Regions from separate parts of the Homo sapiens genome. Here region 1 is linked to region 2. A link is a contact called in ENCODE Hi-C data. All regions are on one chromosome and are shown on one strand. The core of a region is the stretch at or near the end of the contact, and the rest is flanking DNA. Distances in the headings are between cores, read along the strand shown.

Region 1 (6,309 bases), core at 2,236-4,735, 960 kb before region 2:
TGTGTGTTACAGATTATGATACAGAATAGAGAAGAGGAGCAAATGCAAAGATGATTCCTTTGACAAGATGAAAAACGGTACTCTAATACACCTGCTTTGTAAGTCTCTATTTTCACACATAGCAGGCTTGTTTACAGCTGGCTAAAGATCTGCTGCACAGCAGCACTGACCCCACTGCATTCTTTCTACACCAATAAATTTCCTCTGCTGCCTCATTCAGATAGCCTAGCTGCTGTTTAGAGTGAAATTCTTCCACCTTCAAGCAAGAATCAGAGGTTCTTTCAGGCTTCACACAATAATATGATGAAGAGGCACGCTGAAGGTGAATAAACACTAATTTGTTTGCGTGTGAATAAGGCATCATTTATGTAGCAACTTCTACAGATTGGGTACTGGAGATTTTTCCAAAACGAATAATGCTCCTGCTTTTGAGCTTACAATGTAGTAGGAAAGATAAACAGAGTGTGATAAGTGACATCATAAAGGCACAAACAAATTCCTGTGAGCACAAAGTGGAAAGCCCCTGAGCTGGAAAATAGCACTGAGGTGGTTTCATGAAAGAGGAAGCAGCAAGGCTGGGCCTTGAAGAACGTGAAGGAGTCACCCAGCTAGAGAGGGCAGGAGGGTGTTCCACGAAGTACAAACATCATGAACAGAAAGTCAAAGAGTGAAAGTGAAGGGAGGATTGGGGAGCAGTGAACAGACAATGTGAGAGAGCTGCGGCACCATGGAGAAGAGTAATGAGAGGGACATCCTGAAGGAAAGACAATATGAAGGACTGTCGATGCCAAAGAAAGGACTTTCAGCCATATGCACGCAATGGGGAGCAATGCAAGATTGTCAACCAAGAGACTGAGGTGACCAGATCTGCTTCACAGCAGCAGCAGCAGCAGTGTACATGGAAGATTAGAGGACCGAGAGAGATGCATGTCAGGAAAATCAGCTAACAGACTCTAAAATAACTAAGACTTGAGAAAGATCTGGATCAAAGCTTTAACAGCAGCAATAAAGAAAAAAGAAGAGACATTTCTGTAATCAGATCTAGAAAAGTTGATGACCCCCAGGATAACAGCCATGAAAGTGAGAAGTGCAGGACACAATGGTTTAAGCTTGGAATCTCAGCCACTCCGAAGTCGCTGAGGCAGGAGAATCACTTGAGCCTAGGAATTTCAGGCTGCAGTGAGCTACCTACAGTTGTGCCACTGTACTCCAGCCTGGGTGACAGAATGAGACCCTGTCTCTTAAGAAAGAAAAGAAAGAAAGAAAGAAAAGAGAATAAGAGTGTCTAGGGTTTCTAACTTGGCCATTTTATCGTTAAGGGAGATAAGTCAAGAATAGGAAAAGAATGTGCATACTGGGGAAGACCATGTACACTAAAAAGCAGAGCTTGTCATCTGTGCTGACTCCTTTTTTCTTCTTGTCTTCTCTACTTCTCAAGGTGCTGCTACCACAAACATGAGGAAACTTCTGTTAGGAGTTCAACCTTCAGAGAGGACAGCTGGCAGTGCAAGATGGTGACAGCCCTGCAATCAGGAGAAGAAAGTCATGAGAGTAAGGAATGATGGAGAGGGATGAGAGCGTTTTCTAGGATTTGAAGAGTTAAGAGACTCTGAATAATTGGCAGGGGAAGCTGGGATGGAGAACAAAGTAGGAGAAGAATCATTTGCTGTGAACTCTGTATTTGGATTCCATTTTTGATGATCTTTGAAAATGGGAATAAAGGATTTGGGTTATTTTTAAATTCCTTTGGAGGCTAGACAGTTTCCCTAAATTCAGCATTCCCTTTGAAACTAGACCGCATGAGTCTCTGGTTTGTGCAGGGTTACCCTGGGTCAGAGTTGCCTCTAGAATAAGCAATGGGTAAGTCCTTGAGCTGTTGGAAGCGCATGGAGTGCCTGACAGTCTTCTGCACATTAGGCATAGGGGACCCTTTTGGGGGAAGAGGATGAAGAATAGGAGGGGTGATGGGAGCATGTTGGGTTGTGCCAGTTTAAAGAGAACGTGAAAAAGATAAGCAAGCAAATGAGGCTGCAAAAGAGGAATCATGGGAGAATGAGGAAAATTAAGTGATCATAGCATCCCTGAGGTCAAAAGAGCAGGGGTTTCAGGGAGAGTGCCAGGGCATTAGTTAATACAAAGAAGAGACCACTGGCTTTGCACCCTGGAGGTCAATGCTATCCTCTTCCTAATCCATTACTATAGAGTGATGGGGACCAGCGTTTGTGTATTGAGGAGATAATGAGAAGTGTAAATGGAAAACAACCAGAAGATAACAAGGATAAACAACTCTTTCAAAAATATAGTCACAGGTCACTTAACAGGACTACATTCTGAGAAATGCACTATTAGACAATTTTATTGTTGTGCGAACATCAACAGAGTAGCTTACACAAACCTAGATGGTGTAGCCTACTAGGCTAGAAGGTGTAGTCTATTGATCCTAGGCTACAAACCTACACAGCATGGTACTGTACTCAATACTGTAGGCAACTATAACACAATGGTAAGGATTTGTGTACCTAAATATACCTAAACATAGAAAAGGGCTAGGTGCAGTGGCTCACACCTGTAATCCCAGCACTTTGGGAGGCTGAGGCAGGCGGATCACCTGAGGCCAGGAGTTTGAGACCAGCCTGACCAACATGGCAAAACCCGGTCTCTACTAAAAACACAAAAATTAGCTGGGCATGGTAGCACATGATTGTAAAATCTCAGTTACTCGGGAGGCTGAGGCATGAGAATTGCTTGAACCCAGGAGCTGGAGGTTGCAGTGAGCAGAGATCACGCCACTGGACTCCAGCCTGGGCAACAGAGCAAGACTCTGTCTCAAAAAATAATAATAATAAATTAAAAAAATAAACATAGAAAAGGTACAGTAAAAATATTGTATTATAATTTTATGGTACCACCATCATATATGCAGTCCATCATTAACTGCCACATCATTACATGGTACATGACTATATTTAATGGCTTAAAAACACAGAGATGTGCAAAATCATTTATGTCCAAGGGTTATTTGTCATAAAAACATAATGTACATAACAAAACTTGGGACAACCTAAAACACCAATACAAGGTATTGGCTAAATTTTAAAAGTGTTTTAGAGAAGCGTATTTAATAGAAGAGGAAAATGTTCACTGTTTAAGTGAATAAAACAAGATACAAAAGGCATATACAGTATGAGTTCAATTTTTTTCATCTATACAATACAGGCATAAAAATATTAAAATGATATATATTTGATAAACTGATAGGTAGATTTCATTTTCTTCTTTGTGTTATTCTGTATTTCTCTAATTTTCTGAGTTCATTTGGATGCTAAAGAATGTCTGTTTTTTTACTTAGGAAGAGAGTGGTTTTTCTGTTTGTATATTTTGGTATATTTTGGTTTGAGGTTTCGGTGGTTTTTTGTTTTGTTTTTGTCTTGAGTGATAGTACGTATATGAGATCATGTACAACTACCTACTGTTGCTCTCTTCCACTGGGATGTTTTTGATGTAATGGCTATGCATCTCGGCCTTGGGGGGCCTAGTGCAGCCTAGTGCAATGTCAAAGGGGCTGTCACCTGGTTCTTGCTGCCACCTGCCTGTGCAGGTGGCTGCTGAGGCAGCCTTTGGCCCACAGGTCCCCTGAGACATCCTTTGCCTCTGTCTGCCTTCCTGGCCCACTGGCTCTCCTGACCAGTCTAAGCACAGATGAGTGGAGGGCGGGGGGAATCGTCCTGGCCTGGCCTGTGCCACACTGGGGCTTGGGAGTTTCTGCAATGTCTGCTGAGGCCCCCCGCCCCCATCCTGGTCTGACTCTGCAGCCAGCTCCAGGAAGTAGAATGCAGGCTACTCTCTCCATAAGATCATGCTTTACCCACTGTCTTTCCTTCTTTCTTAACCCCAGGGAAACCTCATCTAGATTTGAGGATGAGGACGGGTGTAGGGAGCCAATCTCATCCTCTGACATTTCTCCCTAAGGGCGCAGTCCTTTGAAACACGTGTAAGTCAGCAAAAGGCACCCAGGCTATTTGCTTTCCCTCCTACCACATCCGTCCCCTGAGGCAACAAGCATTAGATGGCCTGGCTGCTTTGGGGGAGGGAGGGGCTGGCAAAAGGAGAATGATGGAGCTGGAAGGAGAGACAGAGTAGCCCTAGGTTAACCCTTCAAAACCATTATCCTGATGTGCAGATGTCGACAGAAAACAGCAAGCCTCTCAGTGCCAGCCTGCGTGCTGGAAGTGCACATGCATTATTAATTCACTGGGACATTTTTACCCTTTCCAGCCTGTTTCTCCAGGTTTCCCGCCTCCTTCCACCTTCTGTACAGGACACACCAGTTCCCTCAAGCCCAAAATGTGAGCAGCTGTCATTCTCTGCATAGCCAAGCTCGGCAGTCTGCCGAAAGGGACAAGCCAGTCCCGCAAAGGAATGATGTATGCCAAAAGATACTGCATTAGGATCTTCATTAACTGGAGGGCCAATAAATTTATGAAAATCATGAATCAGTTAATCCATTCCTTACGATGAATAGCTAATTAACATGAGGACAGGGCCTGACCCTTCTATTCATCTCTACTCACTCCTGAGCTTCCTGTTACAGACAGGCTCCAGGGCAGAAAACAGAACCCACATTGGCTAGCGTGTGTTCAGGTGGGTCCCCATGGGGCAAAGCCGAGGGGATGGACTAAACACAACCTTCTCTTAATGTTGGGACTTTCTCTGAGAGTGCATTCTTATTTCTAACTTTTCATTATGAAAATAGTCAAACACAAGTGTAGCAAGGTCTTACAAATTTATGGGGCCGGGTGCGGTGGCCTGTAATCCCAGCGCTTTGGGAGGCCAAGGCGGGCAGATCACCTGAGGTCGGGAGTTCAAGACCAGCCTGCCCAATATGGAGAAACCCTGTCTCTACTAAAAAAGAAAAAAATACAAAATTATCCGGGTGTGGTGGCGCATGCCTGTAATCCCAGCTACTCGGGAGGCTGAGGCAGGAAAATCGCTTGAACCTGGGAGGCGGAGGTTGCAGTGAGCAGAGATCGTGCCATTGCACTCCAGCCTGGGCAACAAGAGTGAAACTCCATCTCAGAAAAATATATATAGATATTATGTTTCATCATCCATTTTAAATATAAGTTGGACTTTCTCATACCAGAAGCATGTGAAACAGTTTCCAGTTCTCTGCCTCCTCCCAGTTCCTCAATGTGATGAATCCACGTATCTGCCTTACACAACTGCCTCCTGGCAGCCAACTTCCTATGGGACATATAGACACAGCCCACTTGACTCACCCTGACCCCGCACCCCAGGCGGACTATGCAGATATGACTCAACGACCACTTCTCAGTCATAACGTTAGCTGGTGGGACTCCTGCCTGCTTGCTCTAAATCCACCAATGACAACTCCTCAAGGGAAACCCATCTGGGTAATTCCCTGGATCCCAACAAAGGCTCTGGCCCACAAGTCCCTTCCCCAGTCTCCAACCCACTGGTCGAGCACATATGTCCCAGACAGCTCTCCTCTTCCCATTCGCCCTGAGGTTGCTGTCTTGTTCTCTCCAGGATCTGTAAATAATACACTGCTTCAGTTATTTCATGCATTTTCTTTTGCCTCCTCTGGGTCTTACCTGACTGACACACTCAAACCTAACTAACTTCTTTCCCATTCAGGGCTCTCCTAGAGCGTGGCTATCTTAGTAGGAATAAGCTAGACACAGGTCAGACGAGAGCACAAGTATAAGTGAGTTTCCTGTGAGAGGGACACCTGGTCACAGGTGGAGACACTCAGGCATGAGGCCGTCCACCAGGATAAAGAAGTACCTTGTGAAAGGCACATTGTAAACATCTACAACCAAATAACTACTCTCCAGAGAGAGACCTCCAGACCAAATTAGAAAGAAAAAAAATACAACATTGTTTAAGTCGATAATAGCACAATGAACCTGATAGACCCATCACCCACCTTCATTAATTATCAATACATGACCAATCTTAGTGCATCTGTGCACCACCTTTCTGGATCATGTTAAAGCAAATCCCAGGTATCGCATCATTTCATCTATAATTATCCAGCTATGTCTCTAAAGGAATGAGGACTTTTTAAACACATAGCCACAATACCATACTAACATCTTTAAAAAATAATTCCTCAATATCACCAAATATCCTGTCAAAGTTTACCTTTCCTCATGAATCTTAGAATTTTTTAACAATTTGTTTAAATTGGGATCCTATTGAGGTGCCACACCGTGCAATTTGTTGTTATGCCCCTTATTATAAGACTCTTTTAATTTATAGCTTGCCCCCATCATTGCTTCTTCC
Region 2 (6,038 bases), core at 2,151-4,650:
ATTACAGCTAGATAGGAAGAATAAGTTCTAGTATTCTATAGCACTGTAGGGAGAGTATAACAATTTACTGTACATGTTCAAATAGCAAAAGAGTGGATTTTGAATGTTCCCAAAACAAAAAAATGATGTTTGAGGAGATGGATATGCTGACTACCTTGATTTATTACACACTGTGTACATGTATCAAAAATCACACTGTGCCCTATAAATATACACAATTATGTGTCAATTAAAAATAATAATAAAAGCAAAAAATATACGTAAATACTTAAAAATTTTTTAAAAGAAAAGAAACTGGGAGAAAATCATTGCAGAACATACATGATAAAGGACTGTTATCCAAAATATTACAAAGTACTCAATTTGCAACTGAGGGACAGTCTACAAAATATCTGATCACCATGTCTCAAAAAATTGTCATGGTCATCAAAAACAAAAAATGTTTGAGAAACTGTCAGAGCCAGGAGGAGCCTAAGAAGACAAGATGACTAAATTTAATGTGGTCTCCTGAATGAGACCTTGGAACTGAAAATAATATTAAGTAAAAAAAAATTAATAAAGTATGAATTTTTATTAATGAAGATTTTATTTTTAATTAATCTTTGTTTGATCCAAACAGCTATTAGATAATCCAGAAGTGTTGACATTTTCTCTTTTTATCCTCCTCTCAAGCATTTATCCTTTGAGTTAGAAACAATCCAATTACATTCTTTAAGTTATTTTAAAATATACAATTAAGTTATTATTGGCAATAGTTACCCTACTGTGCTATAAAATAGTAGGTCTTATTCCTTTTTTTTTTTTGACACTTTCTAATATCCTAAATTTTAACTCTATTAAATATTTGTGCTTATAAAAACTCCCTCTCCTCTCTGCTAGGGTGTAAGGCTTAAAAACATGAATTTGGTCGGGGGGGAATAACATTTTATTCAAAAGTGAAAATTTGATGACAAGCAGTTTAGCAGTTTTCTTCAGACATTTTAGGTACTGACTTTTATCATATTAATATATCACGGTAAATCTGGAAAAGGCTAATAATAATGTAGTTCATGGTGCTTTTGAATCTAGCTTCAGGGACCACATCAAACAGCTACTATATGTGATTATGGAACGCTTAAATGAAACAATTTGTAAAATCTAAATTTTAGCCAATAACTGTATTTAAGATTTTAAAGAATGTCATAAATGGTACATAAGGAGTTTATATGGGGGAATCAGGCAAAATGATGTACTGCCATTTATATATATATTTTTTTGTAGAGACGAGACCTCACTATGACCTGGCTGGTCTTGAACTCCTGGGCTTGAGCGATCTTCCTGCGTTGGCCTCCCAAAGTGCTGGAATTACAGGTGTGAGCCACCCCACCCAGCCTACATTGTTTTTTGTTTTATTAAATGAAAAACTGACTAGGAGATTCAGCTTGGGAGCTAGTACTCCTAGTACTAAAGAAGCAATATTCAGCTCATTCTGTTATAACTAGTCTGACATGGTCTTAAAATGTATAAAACACTATCATAGCTAATAGGATTATTTAAAAGGCTGTTTCATTTTGATTAGTGATAAAAACTAGAATAGTTAAATTTAATATAGACTCCATTTAACTCTAAGCTACTTGGTGCATTCAGTATCGTGCATGTATGCTTAGCATATGGGGGACGGGTTAAGAGCTAGGCTTTGAAGCACAAGCTTAAAAACCCAGCTCTGCTCCTGCCAGATGAGATGCAATGTGATACCTCGTCTGTGAAGAGAGAGCTAACAACACATATCTTGCAAAGCTGTTAAAAGGATTAAATGAGCCGAAGTACCTAAACTTAATACTTGACAGTAAATAATTAATGTTTGAATATAAAAAATAGAGAAAATTTTTAGATTAGCTAAGTTTTATATTTAATAAAAGTGATTGAAAACTAATAATTTCATTGACCAGTAATGATCATGATGTAAACAAGATCTATGGATCTATTAGATCAAAATGTCAACAACATTTTCATTTTTATCTTACAAACTTACACACCTATAAGTTATTTTCCAGGCTATAGTCTTAGACTTAAGATCTCCTACAGGTAAAAGGAATTAAATTTCAAATGATTTTTCTGAAAAGAAACTATGTAATGGAGCCAACAATTATTCTATGCTGGAAAATGTGTATGTTCTTTTTACCTCTTTAATCTTTATCTGGACAGATGGCAATTTCCATTTAGATTCTAGCTCTGTTGGTTGACTACAGAGCTAATGAGGCCAGGAACTTAAATGAGGTTGATCTCTAGGCAGGCCAATTAATTTCTCACAGACAGAAATTCTGTTCTAGGTACAAATTGTACTTGCTGCCCTAGTCACTCTTTTGTTAATAACGTGGGGACCAGATGAAAACATGTGAGTGGTTTATCAACCTGGAATTCCTAATGAGAAACAAACTGTACATACTTCTGAATAGGACGGCCTCATGCTCTTGTGCTGAATGACAAATTTAGACTAAAAATGCTTGAAATAGTCCGTGGTCATTTTACTGCTAACACCAAATTCATATTTATGTTCTCCCCTTTAAAAAGCTTCACAGGCTCCCCAGCCCTTTCAAGTTAAACTCCTTATCATTCAGAGAGCTACTGCTCTCTGGCCACAAACTGTTTACTTCACTTCTTTCCTTCACATATTCTACATTACAGCAAAACAAGAGGAGTACTGAGCGTTGGTGCCTCCTCCTCCTTGCCTCTGCCTGTCCCTAACCCCGGCCTGTCTTTTCAGGCTTAGGCCAGTGGCAGCCCGCCCTCCTCCCACAGGGCTCCCTTCCTCTTCTGTGCTTCCCCAGACCTTTCAGCCTCACACAGGACTCACATTCTGACTGATATCATCCAACCAGTTGTGTACTCTCATATCTCTCAGGAATCAGTAAGGGCCTTAAAGGTGCAGACTGTATTTTTGCTTTTTTGCTATCCCCTAATAACCCTGTCTGTTGAATTCAATAAAGAATAATTTCTGGTGATAGAATGATTTTATTACTCTAACATGTAAAATAACTGAGAAGGCAAAACTATTCATGGTCATCTAGTTTAAATATTAAGAGACTATGCCAAATTTTGTAAAAGAATAAACATGAGCAGAGAACTTAGAAAACATTAAACAACATGATGATACTTTTAGTATATTAAACCAGGTCACATTATCAGTGACTTAAAACAGAAGAAATGATGAAAATTTTCCATTTTAACACTTAGCAGACTTGAAATCAGTAACAAAATATAAAATAATTGCATTGAAAAAAATAAAGGTTCATCCCCTTATATTAAACTTAAAAAAGCTCTTCATATAATAATGACAAGTACATACGTAATGTGTATTCCGAATATTTTATGTTGAATTTAAGTTAGCAGAAATTTAATTTCCCTGTCACAGCCTGCTCATTTCCTGTTGCAAAACAAGTTGCATATATGAGTACATTTGGTAACCAACTTAGGATGCATATACATAAAATACTAGCAGGCCTCCATGGACACAAATATACCTTTACAAGAAGCTCAAGCCTCACCATTTTGCTCGCTATAACAACCGCATATGTCTCATTTAGTGATCAGTGAAAGAGATAGGTAGAATTTTATTGTGAAAAGCCATTTGGGAATGCCTGACAGCTGTGCAAAAAAGAGCTTCACAAATTTTTGCAAGAAGGCCGTCCCAGAGGAAAAGCAATTCTGTTTGGAATTTTTCTTTGTGCCATTTGTTTCAAATACATATCATCTGTAGTGTAACCACTGATATATAAAGAATGAAGCAGCACACTAAAATTATTTCCCACTTAATGAGTTATTTTCTAACAAAATAATTAGCCTTATGGAACAAAGAACTCTCCTTGGCTGCAAACCCATAGGTCACAGAGGCCAGGTACTGAAAGACCACAAGACTGTTCAAATGCTTACGTTACACTTTTATGTACTAAGGTAATAAGGTAATGATGGTATGAATAAGGAAACTTTAAGAAGTACATTAACTTGCAAAAGCCATTATGGAACAAATGAGATCTATGTAGTAGCCTAAAAGGTGTCTAAGAGAATTAATGTGCCTCTTGAAGGGTCTAGCCTCAGAAAGGAACCTGGACATCTGATAATCTAGTCCATGAAAAACTGACAGAGCTATGATAATCTCTTTGTTAGATGCCCTCTAAAATTCTGTACAGAAAAAAGCAAAATAATACTGTATCAGGCTAGGTCAAACCAAAAGAAAAACACAAACTCAGTATACGGCTGCTATTCTCTTATATCTAAGAATTCTTATCTAAGAGTTAACAGCATCTTCTGGCTGGGTACAGTGGCTCAATCCTGTAATGCCAGAGCTTTGGGAGGCTGAGGCAGGAAGATCGCTTGAGTCCAGGAATAGTCTGAGGCTGCAGTGAGCTATGATCACATCACCATGCTACAGCCTGAACAACAGAGTGAGACTCTGTCTCTTAAAAAAATTAAAATTTTAAAACAAAAACAAAACCCAGAATCTTCTGTTCTAGATGAAGGGAACAGTCTTTTAAAAATAGGTCATATAAAATAAACTAAGAGAAAATTCAAAGACAAGGCTTTAACATTTTGAACTTCAATAAAGGAATAGGATTATACTACCCTCTAGTGGAAGTTCAAGATAATTCAGTATATACTTTTCAAACATATTTTTCCAGTTTTATGATTAAAAAGCACTGTGGTTTTTCACAGAATAAGAAAGTGCATAGAATCTGGATAAAAATATTCCATTGTATGCTTACACACCTTCAATGTACAGAATACTAATATCACCACATTGAATCTTGTGGTTTTGCATTCTAAACTGTTTTGCAGCACAAGCTAAACTGCCTAACATCCATCCAAACCCTCGTGTCACAGAATAATGGTTTTGTGAATTCGCAAAGGCTAGAGAGGCCCCCATTAGAACGTCAGCATCTTGATGGCAGGTGCCCAGCCTTGTTCACTGCTGTGTGTCCAGAGTCTGTACGCAGTGCGTGGTGCGTGGCAGATGCCCAGCATGTACCAGGCACTGTGCTAAGTGGTTACGTTTGTCATCTCCTTTAATCCTCCAAATACCTACAAGACAGGTATGCTCATCGTCATTTTGCAGACAAGAAAACTAAAGCTTGGAGCCATTGAGAAATCTGCACAGTTTTTAAAGTGAGGAAGTTGGATTGGGAGCCAAACCCGATCTGTCAGTTCATAGCCCTTGTTTTCCAGTTCCCAGCATACCCTTATTACTTATTTTTAAAACGACAAACCTTACCAGTAAGTATCAATTAAATAGGCTCCTGTAAGCTGGACTGAAGCCAATATGAATGGATCATCTGTTGTAACTTAACAATTCCCAAGGGGCTAGGTACCAGGAGCCATATTAATGAAGCCATGGGATAACACAGCTAAAAGCATCATCAAAAGTCCAAATTGCTCACATAACATAAATCCTTTGCCCTTCAATAAAAGCAGGGCCTCTAGAGAGCAAAGTAAGACCAAAAGAGTGAAGCAGCCTGGAAAATGGAGGGACTGACAGGATATGGTGTTACATTTGACAGTGAAAGGGCAACAAGTTCAAAGAAGTTAGGGGGACCCTGTGACTAAATATAATCGGTTACCATTTTCTTCTAAGTTTGTTTTTATTTTTTATTATTGCTTAACTATTTAAGCTTTGTAATATTATGTCAAGGTATTTGGGTAATAATAGGAGAGATTTTGAGGCTTCCAAAAAAAAAAACCCAGTAAATGAGTAAGCATTTAAAACACTAAATGTTTCCAAAATCTAAGACTGATACATAAATGCATCAAAATGAATTCATAAAGTACATTAATGGTACAGATACATGTTTACACAACTCACTCCATCAAATTTGGCTTCAAAGTGTTTGTTTTCCTACTGTAAAGAATATCGTCAGCAATGATTCTATAAAGCTTAAATTGCTTAGCTAAAAGCCTCATGATTTTAAAACAACTCTCTCTGGGCTTATTCTAGGCCAACAAATACTAACTAGGTCTCTAAAATTCCAAGTTTTGATATGCTATCTTCCACAGTCATTCATTACTAA

What was found. A loop is a pair of places that touch in the nucleus more often than their neighbours do. Pooled maps may share reads with other maps.
Region 1: a pooled map shows a loop between it and region 2 (3-fold over the local background). The contact joins two enhancer-like sites. A Hi-C loop is called at or near these places in 2 of 37 single-sample maps with no recorded cell type and 2 of 50 pooled maps.

Annotation. Positions count from the first base shown.
Region 1 is chr6:14,660,771-14,667,079 of GRCh38, forward strand. All of the region lies in intron 1 of LOC101928354 (a long non-coding RNA gene), which reads right to left. LOC102724463 (a long non-coding RNA gene) reads left to right here. Exons shown (of 3, transcript XR_926514.4): 1 at 1-1,080; 2 at 1,439-1,551; 3 at 4,276-4,493. Among named protein-coding and RNA genes, the nearest start is that of LINC01108, 380 kb to the left of the region's middle. RefSeq lists enhancers at 425-504, 595-714. Within about 2 kb of position 3,486, at least 7 of the 41 ENCODE cell types and tissues checked have a DNase peak (open chromatin) inside an H3K27ac peak, as active enhancers do.
Region 2 is chr6:15,619,116-15,625,153 of GRCh38, forward strand. The region is part of intron 5 of DTNBP1 (dystrobrevin binding protein 1); the gene reads right to left. Among named protein-coding and RNA genes, the nearest start is that of DTNBP1, 41 kb to the right of the region's middle. RefSeq lists an enhancer at 2,640-2,739. Within about 2 kb of position 3,401, at least 20 of the 41 ENCODE cell types and tissues checked have a DNase peak (open chromatin) inside an H3K27ac peak, as active enhancers do.